5 separate regions of the Mus musculus genome follow, and all the other regions are linked to region 1. Evidence: chromatin loops called from intact Hi-C (ENCODE). Cell type or tissue: heart. All regions are shown on one strand.

Region 1 (5,000 bases):
AGTCAGAGCTTGTTCTACCTATGTGACCCTGCTCTGGGCCAGTTGCTGTCTTTCCATCCAGTTCTAATGACAAATGTTCCCCTTCCCCACCATTGTTCTTTCCTTTCAGATTGGCTGCTATGCAGCTATGAAAAAGAAAATCTATGCCATGGGCGGAGGCTCGTATGGAAAACTGTTTGAGTCTGTGGAGTGTTACGACCCACGGACCCAGCAATGGACTGCCATATGCCCACTGAAAGAGAGGAGGTGAGGCAGAGTGTGTGTGCCCATCAGTACGCTACTGTTGATGTGTGAGTCCCCAGAACCTAGCAGTCCCTAAAACAGAAGGCCCATATGCACATATAGCACAGAGCATTGCAGGTACAATCGATGCTGGGGAAATGGCTCAGGGTTAAAGTGTGTACTGTGCTGCACAAACATGGGGGCCAGCGCTCAGATCCCCAATATCCAAGTAAATGTCAGGCAGGTGGTCCCAGCACTGGAAAGACAAAGATGAAGGATCCCTAAGAAAGCTGGCTAGCTGGACTGCCCTATCGGCAAACTCTGCGTTCAACTGAGAGACCTTGCATTAATGAATAAGAAATCACTAGTGATATCGACGTTGGGCCTCACATACTCAAATGCACACACATACAAGTGCACTCAAGCACACATATACCTCTATCACAGCACTTGGAGACTACTGAGGCAAGAGGATTGCTGTGAGTTCAAGGACAGTCCGATGTACATGGTGGGTTCCAGCCTACCCTGAGGTCCTGAGTTCTAAGCCAGCATCTGTGTTCTGTGGTCCTGCAGGTTTGGAGCAGTGGCCTGTGGTGTTGCCATGGAGCTGTATGTGTTTGGAGGCGTCCGAAGTCGAGAGGACATCCAGGGCAGCGAGATGGTCACCTGCAAGTCCGAGTTCTATCATGACGAGTTTAAGAGGTAATCAGTCTAGAGGCTTCCACGCCTGCCCTTCTCCCCATGCAGCAGACTCTCCAGGCTTCCCCTCCTGTCCCTCCCTCCATGCTTCAGGGGTGTGTCTCAGCTTTGATTCCCAGTGACATCACTGAGTTCTCTCCTTAGGGGGTGTGTCCACTGCATGCTGGGTATTTTCTCAGTGACTTGAGAAGTTGATATCTGAGTTACTCCTCTGTTGCTGTGGTAAGACATGATGACTCAGACAGCTTATAGAAGAGCACGTGACATTGGGCGTATGGTGTTAGAGGGTTAGAGTCTGTGAGGCTGGAGCAAAGGCGTGGCAGTAGGAACAGCTAAGGGGTTACATCTTCATCCAAAAGGTGGAGGGAGGGAAGGAGGGGGGGAGGGAGGGAGGGGGTCAGAGGACTGGTAATGATGAGTCTCTTAGAACCACAAAGCCCACTCACTACCAGTGGCACACCTCCTCCGACAAGTACACACACACACACACACACACACACACACACACCCTGCAACCCTTCCCAAGCAGTTCCACCAACTAGGGACCAAGGATTCAAATATATGGGTTTATGGGGTTTATTCTCATTCAAACCACCATAGTGACTTAAGGAAACAACACGGAACCTGGAACTTAGCACATATCTGACGTTGTCCTGTTAGTGTAATGGCTGCTTTTTTGTTGTTGTTTTGTTTTGCATACAGAGTTTCTCTGTGTAATCCAGGCTATCTTGGAACTTGCTACATAGACCAGACTGACACTGAAACTCAGTGATCCACCTACTTCTGCCTGGGGTTAAAGGCTTGCACCACTACACCTGGCCATATGTAGCCTTTTATGACAGGGCCTGCATCTGCTTTTCCTGCTGCTGTCTGCCCAGAGGCTCTACACTGAGCCCTTAGCTAGCTCATCTCTAGGCTGCTTCTGCCTGAAATACCCCTCATTGCCCATCTAGTTAACTTGGCTGTTTCCAAAGCTGTCACTCTCCAGAGAAAGCCTTTGCTGTCCTCTTCCATGCTTACACACACACCTCAGACCCTGATCCCTAAGCTTCTGCACATAGGGCTGGCTTCCTAACTGCTAACTGAGTGTATACACGGCTCGGTCCCACGTGGTCCTCCAGTAGGAAACCTGACAGGCATCAGATGCTCAGTGCATCATGTGTCAATTGAGCTGGTGTCTGAGATATTAAAACACTGTCAGGATTCAATTGCCAGGACCGACCCCCAAAAGCGAAAGAAAGCGGAGTCCCACAGCCTGTCCTCTGACCTCCACACAGCTTGTCAGTGCATGCACACAGACACAAACACAACAGAGATACACAGAGACACTGACACACACACACAGACACACACATGTACAGATACAGAGACACTGACACACACATATACAGATACACAGACACACACATATACAGATACACAGGCACAGAGAGAGAGAGAGACAAGCACACAACACAGACACACACAGTAAATGAATAAATGTAAGAAGAACAACCTTTTTAAAAATGCCAGACAGGCCATGGCGTGAGCCTGTGGTAGGCACTGCCCCTCCCCTCCTCTCACACATTTTCGTAAGCACCAGGCAGTGTTCTCACTCCAGTGACGTATTCAGATCCCCAGGGGAGCCTGCTGCACAGTGTGGCCCTATGCACTTTATTACCAGATGGGGGTGCCATAAGATAGCGCCTCCTTTCCTGACTTTGAGATCGGCGAAGAATAAACAGACACAGTGTTAGACATGCCTGTGACTGTTGCCTGGTCTGTCACGTGTTTTCCCTCTCAGACACTTCAGACGAGTCTTTACTTCCCGTCATCAGAGGGAGATTGCCAGGGGAATTCAGTAGACAGAAAATGAGGAGGCAGCTTGGAAGGCATTTGCTGGGGGGTGGAGGGGATGTCAGGCTTCTTACTTCTCCTTTGAGAAGCCACAGTGGGGGAGGCTGCCTCCGTAGGAAATAGTGTATTCATCTCCTGCCCAGATGAGCGGGAGACAGTCTGTCCCGCCTGATTAACAAGCAGTAGCAGTGTGTTTGCCTTCTGATAAACTACTTTTTTGTGATGGCTGACTCCGTGCGTAGTCAGCGTGAGCTGCAACATGTCAGAGTCGTTTGCTTACCTTTCTTTTCCTTTTGTCTGCTGCCTTGGGTGGGATCAAGTCTGACTGTAACACTTCCCAGGCGTGCCGGGACACACTGTATTGTTAGAAGAACCTTGGGTTCCAGTCAGCCTGCTCAGAGTCCCTTCTGAGTAGGAGACCACAGCGCTGTGATGGGAAGGAGGGCGATGCTTTGTTTCTTATTCGTTTCTTTTTTTAAGATTTATTTATTATTATTATAGATAAGTACACTGTAGCTGACTTCAGACACACCAGAAGAGGGAGTCAGATCTCATTAGGATAGTTGTGAGCTACCATGTGGTTGCTGGGATTTGAACTCAGGACCTTCAGAAGAGCAGTCGGTGCTCTCACCGGCTGAGCCATCTCACCAACTGTGATTTGTTTCTATGTGTCTACTTTAACTCTTTCTTTTTCTGTTTCTGTTTCGAGGTCTCACTCTGTAGCCCTGACTGGCCTGGAACTCTATATAGTCTGGGCATGTCATGATCTCACAGAGATCTGCCTGCCTGCCTCTGACTCCCCACCATGCCGGACCTTATATTTATTTTTTATTACTTATTTATGTATGTGTGCGATATGTGGGAGATGATCAAGGGGGTCAAAAGAGGGTGTGAGATCCCTAGGAGCTGGAGTTGTGAGCACCAGACATGGATGCTAGGACCCGAACTTAGGTCTTCTTGAAAAGCAGCCAGCACTCTTTACCACTGAGCATGTCCCTGGCCCCATCCTTGTATTTAAAGGGGTTGGGGGAGGGGGGCCAGTCAGTAAAGTACTTGCTGCTCAAACCTTCGGGTCTTCATTCTGTCCCTGGTACCCTCAAGAAAGCCAGGTATGACATCGGCCTAGACCCGTGTGCAAGCACACCATCACACACGAATACATACATAAACACATGTGAATATAACATCATCACACATGAATACATACACAAACACACAAAAAATAAGTTCCCAATCTTAAAACCTTTTTTTTCTAATATACACCATGCATCTCCAGCCTTTGTTTTCCCAGACTCCCCTGTGTAAACAGAGAGCAGCTGCCAGGACCTCTTGTCAGTGACACTCAGGGCATTTGTAAAACACTGAGCATGAGCAAAACCAGATGCTACACAGTCACTGCCTGCCTCATGCGTTCCCCTGCAGCTACGAGGCTCAGGCACTGTCAGCCTCCAGTCTCACAGTGAGCACGGCGCACAGGTGCTGAGTGGTCAGCAGACCTGGAACCCACACTCGGGCTTTGGGGCTGCAGAGTCCCCCTTTGCACCCACCCAGCAGTGGGCAGCGTTCCCTCCTGGGTCTGCACTCTTGCACACTGTGGAAAGTGCTGCTGTCAGATGAACAGTCTGGGTTGGATGGGAGGCCACTCAGATTGTATGTAAGCTCTTGTCTTTCCTGTCTTTGTTCCTTATTTTTAGATTAAAACTTTTCTGGAAAAATGCCATATCTTACTATTTTCTATGCTTTCTGAGTTTTGTTTTTGTTTTTGTTTTTTTAAAAAGCTGTTAAAAAGAAAAAAGAAGAAAGGCCATAAATTCCTCCCAAGTCATGGTAAAGACACACTGAGAGCAGGGCCTTCCCTCCCTCCTCTGGAAGTCCCCTGAGCCCCTGTGCTGTTCTCAGCTGTCCCCACAGTCTCTCTGACGACTGCCCGCTCTACCGTTCACTCTCAGGCCCCCTCTCTCCTGCCTCTCCCTGCCGTGACTCCGAGCAGTCCCAGAGCTGTTGCAGGCACTGCCCCTTCCACTCTTCTGCAGAGTGGAGTAGACACTGAGGTCCTCCCAGCGCCCTGCTCAGGTCCGTGAGCTGTGCTGAGCTCTGCTGAGCGTCCTCCACATCCTGAGTCTGCGGCGGCTCCTGCCACATCTTCCCTTCCTGAGTCCCGTCCTCTTCCTCTGTCTGGTTCCCGCTTTGGCACACGGTCCCTGTGTTGTGTTGCCAGTGTCACCTTTCCATCTTTGAGTGTA
Region 2 (5,000 bases), 370 kb after region 1:
TGGGTCCTTTGTAAACTGCTGCGGCAGATGCCTTTGAGAGGGTACTGAGGACATCTGCCATTGCGTTTTGTCCTCTTACTCTAACTGCCCATTTTCCTAATTGTTGTCCTTTCTTCCCCCGTTACTGAAGTAGGCTATGTTCTTGAGCTGTGGGTGGGACAGCCAGCAAAGTCTCTCTGCCCCAGGAATGATGGGATGCAGGGGGCAAGGATAGATGGATGGAGGAGATGAAGGTGAAACTTTCCCACAGAGAGATGCTGTCGGGAAATGAACACGTGGTCCGGGGAGCCCCCATAGGAGGCTCACCCAGTCATGTCAGTGTCATTCGTGGGATTCCCCTTGCTGAACAACTTCATTCCTTTGAGTACTACTGAGTTCCTGGGACAGCAGACCCAAGCTGATCCTGACCCTGCCATTCTTGGACCTGCCCATCTCCTCCTCCTCAAGACAGAAAGCAGGCGTGAGAGACAGAGAGGGAGAAGAGAAAAATGTTATTATTAATCCCTGTGTGGTTTTCTCTCTTTCTTTATACATACACGTATGTATGTATGTATGTATGTATATATGTACAACACTTACACACACACACACACACACACACACACACACACACACACACATACACGGGTCCACTCCCTGGCCAAAATAGACATGTAGTCACATCATCATGCAAAATGTGTTTACTCCAACTTCAAAGTCCCCATGGCCTTTTAGTCCCAAGACTGTTGTAAAGTCCAAAGTCTCTTAGGAGACTCTTGGAATTGTTGTATATATGCATATGTATATATATATATTCTTATGTATATGTGTTTACATAAGAATGCACATATATATACATATAGGCTAGGGAATCACTGACTTCAGAGGACGTTGGGTTGATTCCTCCAGCTGTTCAGTTCTTGTGTAGAGGGCGGAGGTGTGAGGGTGGACACCCGACTATGTGCGCTCACCTTTGCCTTCTGTGCTTGCAGGAAATCGGCGCACAGAAAGATGAGCTCAGCTTTGAACAGTTCCATCTCTTCTATAAGAAACTCATGTTTGACCAGCAAAAATCGGTAAGAGGACCCTCGGCTCTTCTCGTGTTTGCTTCAGGCGCAGAGCCGAGAAGCCCACAGGGAAAGGCTTAGCTTCCCACTGAGTCAAGGACGCATGGGCAAGAGTGACCGTGGATGACTTCAGGAGACCAGCAAACGGCCGCAACCATGGTGGAGCTGTAGGAGACACGTCAGGGCATGGGGGTTGCTGATCTTCCTGGTGGGAATTCCATAGCCATAAATTTGATCATAACTCTGAGTATATGAAAAACAAAATACAGTATAATGCACAGCACACTATTAGATCACCTAGGAAGGAAATCCTGCAAATTATTCATAGCCTTCTCTGAGTTTTATGATTTTATGACTTTATTTTTGAGACAGGATTTTCTGTAGTCCAGGCTGACCTCAACTTCATGTAAAGCTGGCCTTGAACTTCCAATCCTCTTTCCTCCAGCCAATGAGCGCTGGGATTATAGAGTGAGTTACCCTGAGGTAGCAGGTTATAGGGTCAGGAGGGGACCAGGGCTTTGTATGTGCTAGGCCATACCCCCTAATCCTTACAGATATTCAACTGGGGACTAAACATGCAAGTGTATGAGCCTATGGGGCCCATTTTTATTCAAGCCAGCATTTCCCACTCCCTGGCCAAAATAGGCGTGTGGAACATCATCGTACAAAAGGCATTCAGTCCAACTTCAAAAGTCCCCATGGTCTTTTAGCCCCGAGACCACCGTAAAGTTCAGGGTCTCTTCTGAGACTCTTGGAATTGTCATAAACTGTTAACCCCTGTGAAATCAAAATTAAAAAGCAGATCACATGCAATGTACAGTGACACAGAATATATGTTATCATATATATATCATATATATATATATATATATATATGACCACACATACATGACACATACACTTTGCCACTGTCTTCTGGGTTCCTACTAGGATGCCTCCTTAAGCCTCACTTAAATTCCTTTCTTAGTCACTTTCTGTTGTTGTTAAGACAGCATGCCTCATCCCCAATCCAAGATGTATTTCAACTTACACTCTTTCACGTTGAAGTGACCTCGATAGTAGCCTAGGCTGTCTTAGAACTTGCTATGTAGCCCAGGTTGGCCCCAAATTGACTCTCCTACTTCAGCTTCCCCAATGCTCAGCCACAACCTAAACTTTTTATTACAGCTTAAAAAAACAAAAAGTGTGTTTCTGTGTAGGCTTGTGTGCATGTGAGAGAGAGGAGAGAGGGAGAGGAAGGGGAGGGAGGATGGTAGAAAGGAGAGAGGGGGTGAGGAGGAGGGAGGGGTGGGGAGGGCGGAGAAACATACTGATTGAATTGAGGTTTAAGGACTCCCTATTCTCCCTGGAATGTGCTAGGTGGAACCCTGGGAAAACATTCAGCCATGCCAAGGTCGCCCTCTGGTGGTCAGAATGCCACATGGCACCTGAGTTGGTATCTCATTTTTGGTTTGGCCTGTGGGTTGGCATTTTAAAATTAATGACCTACATTTAAAACCCAGAGGTCTAGGTGAGGCTGCTGCTGCTGCTGCTGCTGCTTCGTCTTCTTCGTCTTCTTCGTCTTCTTCTTCTTCTTCTTCTTCTTCTTCTTCTTCTTCTTCTTCTTCTTCTTCTTCTTCTCCTTCTCCTCCTTCTTCTTGCTGCTGCTTCTCCTCCTTTTTTCTTCTTCCTTCTTCCTCTTCTTCCTCTTCCTCCTCCTTTTTTCTTCTTTTTCCTTCTTCCTCTTCCTCTTCCTTCTTCCTTTTCCTCCTCCTCCTCCTCCTCCTCCTCCTCCTCCTCCTCCTCCTCCTCCTCCTCCTCCTCCTCTTCTTCTTCTTCTTCTTCTTCTTCTTCTTCTTCTTCTTCTTCTTCTTCTTCATTCTCTTTCTCCTTTTCTTCCTTCCCCTTCTCCTTCCCCTCTTAGGTCACAGAGCCCAAGAGACCACCTGGGGTCAGGCCAGGGATTGTGTGTCCAGTAAGTCTAGAGGTTGCCCACCCAGCTTGTTCATGGCCAAGTGTCGGAAGGGAAGGGCCCACATTCCCTGAGATATCCTGATGGCTTGATGGATCATTTTGGATGCAGGTGATTCTAGCCTGAGGTAGCTGGGATGGGGGATAGGAATCCTCAGATTTAGCAGTGACACTCTGGTTGGTTTCTACCCTGGTGACTGTCCCTGGGCTCCTGAAAACTCATTGCTCCCACCTTCAGAAGACGAGACTGTCAGCGTGCTGTGCTATCCTCCGGCCCTTGGAAACTCAGTTCCCCATCTTCAGCCCTGTGGGTCTTACCGTCTTCCTCTCCCTTTGTCGGTCCCTTCCCCTGTCCAGCTGGGGCCTTCCTTGAGCATGAGGAGAATAATTCCTCCATTATTTTAGTCAGTCATCTGACTTGTACAACAGCTGTTTGCATGACCCAAGTGGGTACCGTGCTTGGCACAGACATGTCCTCTGACCCTGCTGACAGCTCACTGGGGTGGACAGGCTCACTGATATCTGGAGTTACTCAGACCCCAGTGTCCACCCAGGCTCCCTGTTGGGTTAGGTTTGACCACAGAGCCTCACCAAGAAATGCTTTCTACATCCTCATTTGGCTTGTGAGCCAAGTGCCAAATGAGGCCAATAATCTCCTTGCCATGCCTGACACCCCACCTTCTCAAAAGAAACGTGTGTGTGTGTGTGTGTGTGTGTGTGTGAGTGCTTCTGAATTTGAACGGGTAGTCCAACCTTCAGGCTGGTGATGAGAGATGTTTCCAGACATCTTTCCAGAGTATGGGACACCCAGGTACCTGGGGCACCCCCTATCTCCAGCCTGTGGGTGGCCAGAGGACTTGACTGTTGGACGCAGAGCTGTTTACAAGATCTGTCACAGGCCAGTGACTAGAGGGTCATTTCCACCTAGAATACATCTCACCTTTACACAATCACTGTGTTATTGATCAGGCAGGCAAGGTGGACAGAGTGTTTGCCAGGCTGTTAGCTAGAAACAGTCCAGGAGCATATGTGTATGTACATGCGTGCACACAAAAGTGTGTAGGTACACCTGTGTGCATATGCGTATCTCAATGTGTGCATGTGAGCATGTATGTTTGTGTTTACATGCACACACACATGAGTCTTGTGTATGAGTGCATATCTGTATCTATACATATATGTGCATGTGTGTGCACAGGGCTCAGCCAGTGAGCTGGTGCAGATGGAGATCAGAAGGGAGGCGCATCTCAGCTCCTCGAATGTGCGGTTGACATTTCAGAGGGCACAAGGGAAGAGCTGATATGGCCCTATGTTCCTTTTCTGCCCTGAAAGCAGAATGGTAAAAGGGTCATCTGTGAAATATTAAAGGTCTGAAATACAGCAGTAAACACAGAACAGTGTAAGTTACCGCTTGTTGCCGGGACCACAGTACCCAGATAGAAGACCTCCAATGGGGAAAGGCTGAGTTGTGGCCCACGGTCTCAGTCCACTGTGGTGGGGACAGCCTGGTGGCACTCATGGAGTCAGAGACATGTGACAGAGACACCAGAGGTGGTCTCTGGTGGTGGTGGGGGTAGTGTGTGTATGTGTGATGAATGTATGTGTGGTGTGTGCGTGTGTGTCAATGTGCATGTATGTCAGTGTGTATGTATGTAGTGTATATGTGTGTGGTGTGTATGCATGTGTGTGTATGCTGTGTATATATGTGTAATGTGTGCTGTTTTTGTGATGTGTGCTTGTGGTATGTGTGGTGTGTATGTATGTGTGTATATGGGGTATGTATACTATGTGTGTGTAGTATGTTGTGTGTTATGTGTGCAGTGTGTATGGTGTTTGTGATATATGTGTGTTTGTGTGTGCATGTTGTATGTGTAGTGCTAGGAGTCAAATCCAGGTAAATACCTGTCTACCCTGAGTTGTATCTCCAGCCTTTGTAAAAACAACAATAAACAACAATTTAAATCTCTCTCCCTTTCTCTCTCTCTCTTCTCTCTCTCTGTTTGA
Region 3 (5,000 bases), 270 kb after region 1:
ATCTGATACCCTCTCCTGGTGTGTCTGAAGACAGCTACAGTATACTCACATATATAGAATAAATAAATCTAGAAAGAAAGAAAGAAAGAAAGAAAGAAAGAAAGAAAGAAAGAAAGAAAGATAGAAGAGAAAAAAAAGTCAGCCGGGCATGATGGCACACGCCTTTAGTCCCAGCACTTTGGAGGCAGAGGCAGGTGGATATCTGAGTTCGAGGCCAGCCTGGTCTACAAAGTGAGTTCCAGGGCAGCCAGGGACACAGAAAAACCCTGTCTCGAAAAAATAAATAAGTAAATAAAAGTCAGACTGCCAGACCTGGGGTCAAATGTCCGTACTCACTGAACCATCTCACCAGTGTGTGTGTGTGTGTGTGTGTGTGTGTGTGTGTGTGTGTGTGTAGAAAGAGAGAGAGAGAGAGAGAGAGAGCATATACATCTATTGTACACAGGCACCTCAAGGACTCAGGAACGTATAAAACACAAGCCATCTGTGACCTCAAGCCCCACCCAGTCTAAGTGAGGAGGCAGCCATGAGGAGAGTGGATAAAAGGCACAGGACCTCTGAGAGGAGCCTGGGTTCAGAGGCTGCCTAAGTCCAGACGGGAAGACTCTGGGAATGACTCCCCAGAGTGGAGATGAACCAGTCTTCCAGGCAGAGGGAGAGCATGTCGGGACACCCTTAGGCAGGGCCAGGCTTTTGGGAAGGGCTGGAGAGACCGGAGGGAAGACCTCTAGATCTGCACAGCAGAGGAAGGGCTAACTAAGGCCTCTTGGATCTTTATCCCAGAACAATGAACTGGGGTCGGGTATAGAGTGGGGTGTGCGCTAAATGATAAGCTGGGAAATGGTTGCCTTCCCGGCACCTTCTTCCCCATTCTCATTAAGTGCACATGCGCTGTGGGAGGGGGCTGATGATAAATGGAGCAGGAAGCAGGGTCTGTTAAGCAAGCAACCAGCTGAGGGCACTTTGAGGACAAAATGGGGGCTGCCAAAGGAGGACAGGTAGCAAGGTCCACCGGGATGCATGCACCTGTCGAGGGCCGCTGGCATCCCCGCATCCCCTAATGGGTCAGATCAGAGGGCAAGGCCGGCGGCTTCAGCACTCCGGGGTCCCAGCTGCTGCAGATCAGGGCTGAGGCTGGGCTGAGCTGGCCACTGGGGGCGGGAGGCCTCATTCCCAACCTGGGCCCCTGACGTCAATGTTACCATGGAGACCCAGTTTCCCTTACAGGAGGCAGCTGCTGCAGAGCTCCCCCCTTCAACACGCTCGCGCGCGCGCACACACACACACACACACACACACACACACACACACACACACACACACACACACCAGGCTGGGAAGGAGGGCAGTAGCAGTCAGAGTAGGCTGAGGCTCACAGGCTGCAGCTCAGCCCGGAGCACAGTCCTTCCTGCAGGGAGGAGGAGTCAGGGTGCCAGGACCAGGAGGGCTCCCTGCCTGCCCGCCCCTGGGTCTCAGATGTGGCTGCGTTCTTGCATTGGCTTCGAAGGTAGAAGGACGGGAAACTCTGTGAGATGGAACCTGGATCCCCCGCTTTGGGGTCTAGAAACTGTAATCTTAGAATCTACAGTGCGGAACTGTAGTATCCTTGCAGGAGCTGGGCGTTCTGCAGATCTCCTCCTTCAGAAGGGTCCAGCCGAGGGCAAAGAGCACCAATTCTGTGCTAGGTCTATAGCTCAGTTGGTGGAAGGCTTGTCTATCTTTCACAAAGTCCTGGGTTCATTCCCAAGTGCCAGATAGAACTGGGTAAGGCGATAAATACTGTAACCCCGGCACTTGGAGGATGGAGGCAAAAGTGACCAGGAGTTCAAGGTCATTCCCCATTACTTAGTGAGTTAGAGGCTAACCTGGGCTACAGAGATCTTGTCTCAAAGAGAGAAGGAAAGGAAGGAGGAGGGGGCAGTAGAAGAGGTTTCTGCCTGCCCTCCTCCCTCACTAGATCTGGGCAAGGCTCCTCCACTGGGTGAAGTGGAGTGCTGGGGTGTTGCCCTGCCCCACATTTGAGGGCTCCACAAATATTTCTGTGGGCCATGCTTGTATCAGAAAACAGCAGCCAGCAGATGGAAAGGGTGGAGGAGGGACAGTGCTAGGGCTCGGCTGCCCCCTGCTGGTTGCTCCTTGAAGGGGAATGAGGAGAGCCCTAAAGTTTCCAGGTTGTAGACACTGAGCGAGAGCTGAGCTACCCCCCACCCCCCAGGCGGTAGTTCTGTCATGTCCTTCTTTCTGGTCTCCTTCTGTTGTTTCCAGACATGGTTTCTCTGTGTAGCCCTGGCTGTCCTGGAACTCACTCTGCAGACCAGGCTGGCCTTGAACTCACAAAGCTCTTCCTGTCTCTGCCTCCCGAGTGCTGTGATCAAAGGCATGCACTGCCACCGCCCAGCCTTCTTTCTAGTTTCTTAACGACTGCTGAAGAAGGCTTCTATCTCAGATGTGTTCCTCTGAACTACCCCTCTCTGGTTCTTCCCCAGCCCGGGTGTGAGGGTGGATAAAGTACTCTCTCTCATTCCCGTTGCTGTCACCCTTGACCCTGGTTGGTTACTGTGGCTTTTTTTTTTTTTTTTTGGGGTTGCTGTTCCAGTGGTGGCCCAGGTGTGAGCTTTGACAATCACTGTGGAACAGGGACAAGGTAAGAGTTGGGTCCCCGACCCAAATCCTCTACTGTGAGCATTCTTCAGACTCCTGCAGTGTCTCAAGGATCGATCGCCCCTTTTTGATTTTTTTGTTTTTGTTTTTGTTTGTTTGTTCGTTTTCGAGACAGGGTTTCTCTGTATAGCCTTGGCTGTCCTGGAACTCACTCTGTAGACCAGGCTGGCCTCAAACTCAGAAATCCTCCTGCCTCTGCCTCCCAAGTGCTGGGATTAAAGGGATCTGCTTCTGCCCTGAAATCGGTGTGACCCCCACCCCCTGCCACCAGCTACCAGCTTTCTAGCTCCTGAAAATGGGCGTTTTGACCACAGCTACCTCTCTGTGCTCAGGACTGCTTAACACACTTCTTCTCCTTGGTCAGGCAGGGACAGCCTGGCAGGAGTTCACTTCTGTCTCTTGAAGGCACAGTGTCTGCCAGCCGGTTAGTCTGTGCACATCCTTTAAAAACCTCTAAATGAACAGATGAACACCTGGAGGTACTAGCTATTTCCCCAGGGCATCAAGACCTGAGACTAGCCCCGAACTAACTCTGGTCCCTGACTGCCTGGGAAAGTCCCCCAGACATGTTAAATGACCCAAGCAAGAGATGTGGCATGCTGTTGTCTGTGGGAACACATTTTTGTTTCTGTTGCAAGTGGTTAGCAAGCACTAGGCAATGAGGGTGCTTGCCACTAACCCTGATGATTTGAGTTGAATCTCCGAGAACCGCATGTTGTGGGTAGAGAACCAATTCCCCTAAGTTGTCCTTTGATCTTCACATGAGTGTTATGGAGTGTGTATGCCCAGCCCCCCAGCGCCACTAAATGTAATTAAAATGTGTGTATCCTAAACTCGTCATTTTGACCTTCTTGTGTGTGCCACGTTACTGGAGATGGAGCCTGGGGCCTTGCATGTTCACACCCTGAGCTACATCCCTAGCCCCTGGTTTGAATCACTTTTTTCTGCACATGGCTCATTAACTCTTTATTTCCATCTCCTCTCTCAGTGTCTGACAATGTCTTTCTGATGTGTGTCTCTAACTGCTCCATTTAGCTACTCTGTGGATCTCTGATAAGTGGAATCAAATGATGCATACCTTCTGCATCCAGCTTATCTCTCTGAATATGTCTTCCGGGGTCATCCTTATTGTAGCATGGGTCATCACTGCCGTCTTTTTCATGGCTATATAATATTCCACTCTCTATACATGTCCCACCCCAAAATAGTTTATTGTGTTTTGTGTAGACACAAGTAATTGTGTGTGTGTGTGTGTGTGTGTGTGTGTGTGTGTGTGTGTGCAGGCACACATGTGCCACAGGGTACAAGTGGAGGTTAGAGGAGAGTGTCTGGGAGCTGGTTCCCTTTTGCCATGGAGGTCCCAGGGATTAAGCCCAGGTTGTAAACTTGGCAGCAAGCCCCCTGATGTGCTGAGCCATCTCACAGGCCCACAGCCCACACTGTGCTCATGCGTTCATCTACCGTGAGTATCGGGAGACATTCACGTTGGTTATCTCTCCTCCCTTGTTCTTTCTCGTTTTTCTATTTTGAAGTCAGGACCAGCTGTGATCGCCTGGTAACTCTTTAATTGACTGTTTTATATAAATTGGCTTTTAAAGTGTCCCCAAGGAGAGAACAATGGACTCACTGCGGCTGAGGAACTAGCGCTAGAGCACACAAGGCCCTGGGTTCTGCCCACAGGACCCTTTGAAAAGCAAGCCCCTAGCTGGGCAGGCTACACAGTTTACTCAGTCAAAACAAAACAAAACCAAAAACAGCACAACAAACAAGAGAGGAAGAAAGAAAGAAAGAAAGAAAGAAAGAAAGAAAGGAAGGAAGGAAGGAAGGAAGAAAGAAAGAAAGAAAGAAAGAAAGAAAGAAAGAAAGAGGGGCTGGTGAGATGGCTCAGTGGGTAAGAGCACCCGACTGCTCTTCCGAAGGTCCAGAGTTCAAATACCAGCAACCACATGGTGGCTCACAACCATCTGTAATGAGATCAGACTCCCTCTTCTGGTGCTGTCTGAAGACAGCTACAGTGTACTTACATATAATAAATAAATAAATCTTTAAAAAAAAAAAGAATTTGTTAAAAAAAAAAAAGAAAGAAAGAAAGAAAGAAAGAAACAAAGAAAGAGAAAGAGTCTTGCTAGTTATGCTCAATGTGATTTTTATTTGTTTGCTTTTTTGGTTTTTGTTTTTCTTTTTCTTTTTTAAAAGATTTATTTATTTATTTTATACATGAGTACACCACCATTGCTCTCGTCAGACACACCAAAAGAGGGCATCAGACCTCATTACAGATGGCTGTGAGCCACCATGTGGTTGCTGGGACTTGATCTCAGGATCTCTGGAAGAGCATT
Region 4 (5,000 bases), 270 kb after region 1:
CGAGGCCACACAATGTATGTGCTATGGGGACAGAGAAGCTTGAGTTTCTTCCATGGAACAGGATAGGCTGGACAAGGAGACACAACCAAAAGGTGTGTTCTCGGGGCCTAGAGGCTCAGATGGCTCAGTGGTTAAGAGCACTGACTGCTCTTCCAGAGGTCCTGAGTTCAATTCCCAGCAACAACATGGTGGCTCACAACCATCTATAAAGGGATCCAATGCCCTCTTCTGGTGTGTCTGAAGACAGCCACAGTATACCCACATAGATTATATATATTATCTCTAGGGTGTAGGAGAGAGAGAGAGAGAGAGAGAGAGAGAGAGAGAGAGAGAGAGAGAGAGAGAGAGAGAAGCAGGTGAGAGGGAGAGTCCCTTCCAGGGCAATCTAAGAACTGCCACCCAAGAGCTGTGCTGTCACCAGTCCGCTGGAAGGTCTGAGCCAGCTAGCTGGTTCTCAGCACTGATGAGAGGGGGAGCTAAGAAAACTTGGCCTCAGCAGGTGGAAGCTTGGAGTAGACAAGCCGTCTTTGCATGCCTGTCTGCTGAAACTAAACAAATAGGCACACTGTGGCCAGGCAGCTCTGCCCCCGGGCGTCCGTAGAACTGAGCTCACACGTCCAACACACAAGCAAGGTTTACAGTGCATGACTTAGCAGCAAAGCATGTCCACCAGAGTTAAACACCGTGGAGCAGATGGACAATGGGACCAGCCACATGTCTGGCTAACTCGGATTACACACACACAATAGTGTATTCACGTACAGTTCTACGGAGCAAGAAAGCCATCCCGTACAGTGACATAAATGACTGGGGAGAGATCATGCCAAGTGAAAGGAGGCCTCTGAGTATACTGTAGTACTGGAGCTATACAGATGGTTGCTGGGAATTGGATTTTTAGAACCTCTGCTAGCTCTGGTCAACCTTGCTCGCTTAGTCTCTGCTTGCTCTGACCCAAAGATTTATTTATTATTAAATATAAGTACACTATAGCTGACTTCTGTCTGACACACCTAAAGAGGGTATCAGATCTCATTACGGGTGGTTGTGAGCCACCATATGATTGCTGGGAATTGAACTCAGGACCTTCGGAAGAGCAGTCAGTGCTCTTAACCACTGAGCCATCTCACCAGTCCCTTGAGCAGGTGCAAGCCCTCCTCTGTAATGGCAGAGAGCTCTGTGGTGTTATGTTGGAGGGGCTTGTTAAGGACACAAAGAGGACAAGAGGAGACCTGCGGACTCTGCAGCTGGGTCTCTGTGATATGGAGAGCTAGACTCAAGAAGCCTTCCACTTCAAACTAGTGTCCTGTATCACATCGCATAACAACTTTTTGAATTAACATCAGAAGGAAGCAGCCAAATGTCTATAGACCAGGGCTTGAGGTATAGCTCAATAATAAAGCACTTGCCTAGGGTGCAGAAGACCCATGTAGATGATGGGATATTTATTTGGTCATAAAAGAGAAAGAAGGGGTTGGAGAGATGGCTCAGCAGTTAAGAGCACTGACTGCTCTTCCGAAGGTTCTGAGTTCAAATCCCAGCAACCACATAGTGGCTCACAACCATCCGTAAAGATATCTGATGCCCTTTTCTGGTGTGTCTGAAGACAGCTACAGTGTACTTATATATAATAAATAAATAAATCTTTATAAAGAGATGAGGTGGGGGGCTGGCTCTGTGGCTTAGCAGGTAAAGGTGCTTGCAATGCCTGAAGATCTGAATTCTATTCCTGGAACCTGCGCTGTAGATAGAACCAGCTCCGACAAGTTGTCCTCTGACCTCCACCCATGCACCTTGGCATATGCACACACATACAAATAAATATTGTTTAAAATAAAGAAAGAAATACTGAAATATCCTATACCATAAATATATCTCCAAATCCGTGATGCTGAGGAGAAGAGGTCTGACACAAAAGCCCAGGTATGATCGCATCTATAGGAATTGTCCAGAATCAGCAAGTACAGAGGACTGGAAAGCCACCTGATGTTTGTCAGGGTTTGGATGGATGGACTGTCTGCTGACGGGGGCAGGGGTTCCTCTTGGAGATAGCAGGATTCTGGAGTTAGATACCGAGAAGAGTCATGGCATGGTGCTGGCTCCGTGTGCTACTGGAAAGTGCACTGTAAGGATTACTAAGGGGTTAGAGAGACAGCTCGGCCCCTAAGCACATTTGTTGCTCTTGCAGAAGACTGGAGTTTGGTTCCCAACATCCTGTTGATTGGCTTGCAAGCCACCCATAACTTTATTCCCAGGTGGATCTGATGCCCCCTTCTGGCCTCCCAGGGCATTGCACCCATTTGCACATACACACATCCATATGGATAATTAAAAAGAATTTTTAACATTTATTACTGTCACAGGTGTTTACAGCTCAATTAAAAAAAAAACATCGGGGGCTGGTGAGATGGCTCAGTGGGTAAGAGCACCCGACTGCTCTTCCGAAGGTCCAGAGTTCAAATCCCAGCAACCACATGGTGGCTCACAACCATCCACAACAAGATCTGACTCCTTCTTCTGGAGTGTCTGAAGACAGCTACAGTGTACTTACATATATTAATAAAATAAATCTTAAAAAAAAAAAAACACCACCAACAACAAATTGTGCATCAAGCATGTTGGCTTATACCTGCCACTTCCACTGAGTCAGAATGGCCTTGAACTCAGGACTGCCTGGCCGCCATCCTGACGCCCTTCAGAATGTTGAGATTATTAGCGTGTTCCCCAACCCTAAATACAAAGCAGTGCAGCCCATTGAAGGGCAGTAATTTGGGGGATTTTGTCTTGTATTTTGGTGGTGTTGTCTGAGACCGAGTCTTACAGAATAGTCCTGGGTGACCTGGACATCACTATGCAGACTAGGCTGGCCTTGAATCTGCTGTGGTCCTCCTGCCTCCGTCTCCTGGGTACTGAGATTACAAGTGTGCACCACTCTATCCTCACAAACAAGACAGGGCAAATGCTCTTCTCTGCACTGTGGTGACACCTACGGGAAGCCAGGCAGTCCTTGCTGCCTCTGAATTGGTGGGTCTTTAGACTGTCTACTGCCACCTGCTGGGGAACTATAATAAAGATTAAAATCTGCCATATAAAAGGACTTTGCAATGCACAGCCCGCCTGGATGTTCATGGTAGGGTAGGTGGCTTTGGGTTACGTCTCAGAAAACTCTAGCAGTATTTGGACACCATCCCAAAACAAATGCTGGCTTTCTTCCCTGACCCTACTCTAATTCTACTTGAGAGGACGTTAGCCTCTATAGCCTTGCTGTGGTCCATCTGTAAACTATACTACAGTGCTGGTAGTTAGAACCACAGACTCTGAAGGCTCTGGGTGCTTGTCAAGGTTCCCAGATCACTCCTGTACGTGTCAGTTTCCAGGCAGATGCCGCTCTTGAGGCTGGCGGCACACTGAAGTCTCCTATGGGGCTGTGAACCCACTAAAGACTGGGCTCCCTCAGAGAGTGAGGCAGCTGCTCTGGGATGGGGCCTGGTAACACAAGGTCAGATGATTCTACTGTACAGCCAGGTTTCAGAGCACTGCTTTAAAAGCCTGGCTGCTAGGGTGCAGAGCGTAGGGCCGTCAGCACTGGTACCTCTGTGATGCAGCATCTTGGGCTCCCCTATACGCCAGCCATAATCTGTTTGAATGAGGCCCTTGGGTGACCTCTGCTTACCCTCCTCGGAGAAACCTCAACTGGGAGGTGCTACAGCCTTTGTGGGGTCGGCTATGACATCAGCAGGGTGTCCTATTTGGAAGTCAAGAATTTGGGACCTGGATGGCAGAGCGTTGAACCTGGGTTTGGGTGAAAGCACTGGTCACGTGGCTGCCCAAGAGGACCCAGGAGCTGCATGCCCACATGGTGCCCCTGAGACCTGTTAACAGAGACATGCTTTCTGTACAAGGGCCCACGTGGTGTATCAAGATGGTGAGACTAGAATGGAAGGGACACCTCCCAGTGACAGACCCCACTGGGCTGTGTGGGTTGTTTGTTGTTTGTTTTGAGGCAGGGTCTCTCTACCCAGCACTGGCTGTCCTGGAACTCACTATGTAGACCAGGCTGGCCTCAAACTCACAGAAATCAACCTGCTTCTGACTCCCAGGTGTTGGGATTAAAAGCGTGCCCCGCCATGCCCCACCCATCCTTGGCTTTTTTTTTTTTTTTTAATGCTCTCCATGTAAGAGTAAAAAGACTGGCCCAGCTCCACATGGCTTGCCTGCCTCCCCTCATTTGTGTGGAGGAGAAGGGCTGAGAATCCAGAAGGAAATCAGGATGCCCCAGGGCACAGGATGCCTTCCACGTGGTTGGGCACAGCCTTCTATACACACTCTGGCTGCTGGGGAGCTGCTAGGTGGGGTGTGAGGTCATTGACAGGGAGCTGAGGATTGCACTAAGCCCAAAGCTAGATAGGGTGGGCTACATAGGAAGACTCTCAGAAGCACTGTTTCCAGTGCGTACATTTTGGGAAGCAAAAGGGAAACAGGTGGAACTGACCTGGAATCCTTTTAAAGACAATGGTCTCTTATGTAGCCCGGGGTAGCCTTGAATTCAAGATGCCCCTGCCTCAGCATTCCACTATGCTGAGGAGTACCTCTGTCTTGGTTACGGTTTTATTACAGTGAAGAAACAACCGTAACCAAGGCAACTCTTTAAAAAAAAAAAAAGATTTATTTATTTTTATTTTATGTGCATTTGGTGTTTTGCCTGCATTCATCTGTGAAGCAGGAAATGCAGACAGTTGTGGGTGCCGCGAATGGAACCTGGGTCCTCTGGAAGAGCAGCAAGTGCCCCTAACCACTGAGCCATCTCTCCGGCCCCTCAAGGCAACTCTTTTTTTTTTTTTTAAGATTTATTTATTTATATGTGAGTACACTGTAGCTGTCTTCAGACACACCAGAAGAGGGCATCAGATCTCATTATGGATGGCTGTGAGCCACCATGTGGTTTCTGGGATTTGAACTCAGGACTTTCAAAAGAACAGTCAGTGCTCTTAACCGCTGAGCCA
Region 5 (5,000 bases), 90 kb before region 1:
CTACATCGCCAACATTGAGGCCAACAGAATCGTGGTGTCTGAGTTCGGAACCATGGCCTACCCGGACCCCTGCAAAAACATCTTTTCCAAGTAACAGTCCCTTCTGGATCTTGACAAATTCATACTTTTGGATATTTCTGATGCTCAGAACAGCGCACATTTTCTCCTGTATTAGTTTTCTTTGGGGGATAGATTAAAACCCCCAGCTGAAACCACTGTGGCCGGCCTGTGGCCACAGATTCTTGATCAGTGATAGCGAGGGAAGCGAAGAGCACTTGACAAATCGTTCACCTGCCTGGCTGGTGGGAGAGGGTTTGGGCATGATCAGTCAAAGTTACAAATGTGTGTTCCCTTTGGTCTAGAGATACACTTGCTCGAGTCTTAAATGACAAATAGACAAAGTTATTCCTGGCTATGTCATTTTGTTATGATAAAAGCTGCAACCAACCTAAATGTCCTTGCCAGCAGTCTGGTTGGACACAGAACAGCAAAAGTGTTTAAGAAAGTGCCTCAGTGGGGCTGAAAGGCATGAGGCTGCTAGCTCACGCTACTGTGCAAATCAACCCTAAGGTATAGTAAGTTCAACAGTTGATGATGAGGAGGAGGATGTTGATGATGAGGATGTTGATGATGTTGGTGATGTTGATGATGTTGCTGTTGTTTTAAAGCAGGGTAGGGCTGGTATCTTAGGATTTCTATTACTAGGGGGAAAACTGACCATGGCCCAAAAGTAAGTTGAAGAAGAAGCTTACACTTCCACATTGCTGTTTATCACCGAGGAAGTTAGGACAGGAACTCAAACAGGGCAGGAACCTGGACGCAAGAGCTGATGCAGAGGTCATGGAGGGGTGCTGCTTACTGGCATGCTCCTCATGGCTTGCTCAGCCTGCTTTCTTATAGGACCCAGGACCACCAGCCCAGGGATGGCACCACCCACAATGAGCTGGGCCCTCCCCCACTGATCACTAATTGAGAAAATGCCTTACAGCTGGATCTCATGGAGGCATTTGCTTAATTGGGGCTCCTTCCTCTCTGAGGACTCTAGCTTGTGACAAGTTGACACACACGAGCAGCCAGGACAGCTGGGGGAGATAGATGATGGGTGGGTCAGAGCACTTGTTGAGAGAAAGCACGGAGTCCTGAGTTCAAGTCCCCAGAACTAAGCATGGTAGAAGCACGCCTGTAGTCTCAGTGCAGCAGTCTGCAGCCAGCCAGCCTAGCTCCAGGTCTAATCAGAGACCTTGCCTCAAGAGAGTGTGAGAGAGAGTGAGAGGCAGAGCAGTGGACGTCTGCTTCTGGTCCTCTGTGCATATGTGCTCAGGTACACGGACCTGCACACAAGTGAACTATACACACACACACATATACACACATTCACAGACACATACACATACACACACGTACACACACATACACACACATATGCACACATACCCCTCTCATACACACATATACATGAACACATAGTCGAACACATACACACATATATACACATACATACACACACATGCACCCCTTTCTCAAAGCAAGGCACATAAGTGCATTCTGGGTTCAGGGAGGGAAAAGGCAGAAGTCTAGATGTATTTTTGCTTGTGCAGGGAGGGCATAAAGAGATCCCAGAGGAGAGTCAAGGGGGTGGGAAGCTGGGGAACGGCAGGGTGGGGAGATGTTTCTGGAACACATCTGAAGTCATCTGGGTTATGAAGCAGATGAGTGCGTGAATTACACATTCAGCAATTAAATTCTTGTCTAGAGAGTCAGGCCTGCTCTCCCTGTCTCCCTTCAGACACACTTCAGAGAGCCATGGAAAGATTTAGGGTGGATTGCCAGAGATAGGGAAACTGCTTCTGCTCTTCTGAGGCTGACATCACCCTTCCCTGGAACAGGGCGACTTGCCCTTGCAGATGGGGCTGAGCTGGGGTGGCGTCAACAGAGAGAAGGGAGTGGGCCTGAAGGACTTCAAAGCCTTACCTGGAGGAGACTCCCTGCAGTGATATCCTCTGTCGCTAGGGGGAGCACCACTCAACGCTTGCATCCAGTCTTTGCCATTTGTACCACTCAACCCCCCTTGGGTTCTCTTCCTGTTTGCAGTTTGCCATTTGGTGAAACGCACCCCGAGTCTTAACGAACATGCGCTTCCCCCCCCCTTTTTTTTTTTTGCCAAAAATGAATTACAAGGCTGAGGATGGAGCTCAGTTAGTAGAATGTTCCCACAAAGCCCTGGGTTTGATCGCCAGCGCAAGCTTAAACCAGACCAGCGCTCCAGGTCTGGACAGAGTCTCTGATTAAACTTGGAGCTAAGCTCTCTGGCAGCGAGTCCCCAGCAATCCCACTGTCTCTGGTCACACAGCCTTTGGGTTGCTGGCATGTGTGTGACCATGCCTAGTCACACACTCAGAAGGTGGAGGCAGGATAATCAGAAATTCAAGGATATCCTTGGGTACATAGCAAGTTTGCGGCTAGCCTGGGATGAATGAAACCTTGTTTCAAAAGAAAAGAGAAGAACAAACAAACAAACCCACAAATAATTTCTTGAACAAATCTTTAAATACTCAGTAGGGATTCGGATCTTGCCAGAGCAGAGATTAACGCTTTTACTAGGTTTGTATTACGGGTACAAGTCTGATATCTATATGGCTACTTAAAATAGTTAGAAGCATCCCGGTTCCTGCTGGCTCTAGCTGAATAGACCCCTGCACTCCTGACACTCAGGAGGAGTGTGGTGTGGCCACACTGCCCCAGCACCTCACTTGCTGCCTGGCTCCATGTTGTGGATTGTGCAGGGAGCCTCATACCTGGGTCCCCTAGATTCCTCAAGTGACCCATTGAGAGTCTTTTCTCACCGCTGAAGCAGGACATGTTAAATGGCGAAAAGGCAGAACTTCCCAGCCGGCCAGGCACAGCCACTAACACAGCCTGTTTTCTCTCTTTCCAGAGCTTTCTCCTACTTGTCTCACACCATCCCCGACTTCACAGACAACTGTCTGATCAACATCATGAAATGTGGAGAAGACTTCTATGCAACCACGGAGACCAACTACATCAGGAAAATCGACCCCCAGACCCTAGAGACCTTGGAGAAGGTACGGTAGGCTTATAGTCAGTGTCCATTCCTGACCCCTAAGCTGCCCACAAGCCTTCTCTAGTGTCTCAGCTGCCTTAGCATGGTGCTCTGCATGCTGTCCATCTTTGTGCCTGCCCTCATTCCCACTGACTCTTATTTACAGCACAGTCATGTGTGGCTTAAGTATATTTCAGTCAACTACAGGACACATGCATGCGTGATCGGGATCCCAAAGATGGTTCTACCTAACGACACTGTAGCTATTTTATCGGATAAACTCCATGATGCCTATGTGGTGAAATCGCCTCATGACGACTTTTTCATGTGTTCCCATAGGGCCGAGAGATGGCTCAGTGGTTAAAAACATGTACCGCACTCTTTCAGATGATCTGAGTTCAGTTCTTAGCACCCAGGCTATAACTTGTAACTCCAGCTCCAGGGGATCTGGTGCCCCCTTCTGGCCTGTGTGGGTACTGCACATGCTCGCACATGCACATACACTTTTTAAAAAATATATAGAAACAAACCTATAGAACATATCCTCGCCGGGCGTGGTGGCGCACTTTAATCCCAGCACTCGGGAGGCAGAGGCAGGCGGATTTCTGAGTTCGAGGCCAGCCTGGCCTACAGAGTGAGTTCCAGGACAGCCAAAACTATACAGAGAAACCCTGTCTCGAAAAAGCAAAAAAAAAAAAAAAAAAAAAAAAAAAAAAAAAAAAAAAAATCCTCGCCCCTAAAAGTGGATTAGGGTTAAGTGGCTTAAAATAACAGAGCCCTACTGTCTTGCATTTATGGAAGACACAATTCTAAATCCAATATGTAGAGCCAGGCTCTGGCAGGTTTTAGAGGGTCTCCTTTCTGTTCCTCCCAGGTCCTGGACTTCGCGCCGGTCCTCGGTGTTCCTCAGCTCATAGACATATCACTTGAATCTCCACCTTCTCAGTCCCATGGTATTCCCTTTGTGTCTGTGTGTTCCAATTCCCCGTGTTCTATAAGCACGCAAGTCGTAAGCCCACAGCCCACGTGGTACAGCATCATCTTGTGGTGATTACATATCCAAAGATGTTACTGCCACGTGAGATCACATTCACAAGCGCTGGGGTTCGGACTTCCTTTTGTATGTTTGAAAGATGGTACAACTCAAAATCGTATCTGTAGTTCTTATAGGACCCAGGGTGTTCTACCCAGGGTGACCTGCAGAGGGAGGTATTACTTAGAGAGCAAGGGCACCAGCAGACAGAACCGCTTCCTGGGAAGCACCGGGCTAACATTCCCCTGAAAATCAATAGATCCCCGTGTCAGTTTGCTCCAGCTACCTGTTCAAAGCCACAGTGATGTCATTAGGCACTTGAGCGATCTGCTAAATTGAATACCTATCTTAGCCGGGAAATTACGTCCAGTTCCTTGTAAACTAGGTGGCAAGGGCCCAACTGGTGCATGCTGGGAAATACCGGAAGGGCCAGAGCCCGACCTAACTCTTGGCTTCTTCTTGTGTTGTCCCGGAGAAGGGCAAATAGCTAGAGCCTAGCCATCCCACGGTTCTCAGGCTGTGGTCCGTTCTGAGCAGGGGTCATCGTTCAATTTGTTAGTAGAATTCCTGCTTTAAGTAAATGGTTTTAGATGCTCTGTTTCCAGAGTATAATCATGAGAGGCATGAAGAGCTGCGTCTCTGTCTCTGTGGACTCCCAAAAGGGGTGAATTGAAAGAACTTCATAGGCTCGACACAGAGAAGTGGCTGAGACTGGCTGGAAGGTGGTGATCTAGCTGTCTCCACCATGGCTTCCAGCCTTCTTTCGTGAGGCAACCCATCTCTATGCTGAGGATCCTGACAAACCAGCAAGTGGGATGGGAGCCACAGGCACAAAAACAAACAAACAAAACATTGCGGCTCACTAGCTCCCCACAACGAACTTCTGCCGCAGAAGAAATATAAGCT

The links. Peaks named below come from ENCODE experiments on the same cell type or tissue, not always from the same donor. Only the 100,000 strongest peaks of a DNase experiment are listed, where the experiment ranks them.
Region 2: a loop joins it to region 1, with 2.3 times the contacts of the local background. A loop is called at or near these places in 4 of 42 quality-filtered maps.
Region 3: a loop joins it to region 1, with 4 times the contacts of the local background. A loop is called at or near these places in 13 of 42 quality-filtered maps.
Region 4: it touches region 1 in a loop (7-fold over the local background); 13 of 42 quality-filtered maps call a loop at or near these places.
Region 5: a loop joins it to region 1, with 2.5 times the contacts of the local background. A loop is called at or near these places in 5 of 42 quality-filtered maps.

Annotation. Positions count from the first base shown.
Region 1 is chr8:117,195,657-117,200,656 of GRCm38, forward strand. It overlaps Gan (giant axonal neuropathy), which reads left to right. Exons shown (of 11, transcript NM_001081151.2): 8 at 110-246; 9 at 796-924. Among named protein-coding and RNA genes, the nearest start is that of Gan, 40 kb to the left of the region's middle. In heart, a CTCF peak has its summit at 2,580 (motif pointing right); DNase peaks (open chromatin) are centred at 2,665 and 4,205; H3K4me3 peaks cover 691 bases; H3K27ac peaks cover 3,229 bases.
Region 2 is chr8:117,567,193-117,572,192 of GRCm38, forward strand. It overlaps Plcg2 (phospholipase C, gamma 2), which reads left to right. Exons shown (of 33, transcript NM_172285.2): 7 at 972-1,055. Among named protein-coding and RNA genes, the nearest start is that of Plcg2, 71 kb to the left of the region's middle. In heart, a CTCF peak has its summit at 2,452 (motif pointing left); no DNase peak of the experiment used is centred here.
Region 3 is chr8:117,469,280-117,474,279 of GRCm38, forward strand. No RefSeq gene overlaps it. Among named protein-coding and RNA genes, the nearest start is that of Mir7078, 13 kb to the left of the region's middle. In heart, a CTCF peak has its summit at 2,122 (motif pointing left); DNase peaks (open chromatin) are centred at 1,162 and 2,102; H3K4me3 peaks cover 1,052 bases; H3K27ac peaks cover 1,732 bases.
Region 4 is chr8:117,462,471-117,467,470 of GRCm38, forward strand. No RefSeq gene overlaps it. Among named protein-coding and RNA genes, the nearest start is that of Mir7078, 5.7 kb to the left of the region's middle. In heart, CTCF peaks have their summits at 2,276 (motif pointing left) and 3,037 (motif pointing left); a DNase peak (open chromatin) is centred at 2,981; H3K27ac peaks cover 287 bases.
Region 5 is chr8:117,105,700-117,110,699 of GRCm38, forward strand. It overlaps Bco1 (beta-carotene oxygenase 1), which reads left to right. Exons shown (of 11, transcript NM_021486.3): 3 at 1-90; 4 at 2,936-3,083. Among named protein-coding and RNA genes, the nearest start is that of Bco1, 12 kb to the left of the region's middle. In heart, CTCF peaks have their summits at 2,001, 3,525 (motif pointing left) and 4,264 (motif pointing right); DNase peaks (open chromatin) are centred at 1,972, 4,372 and 4,492.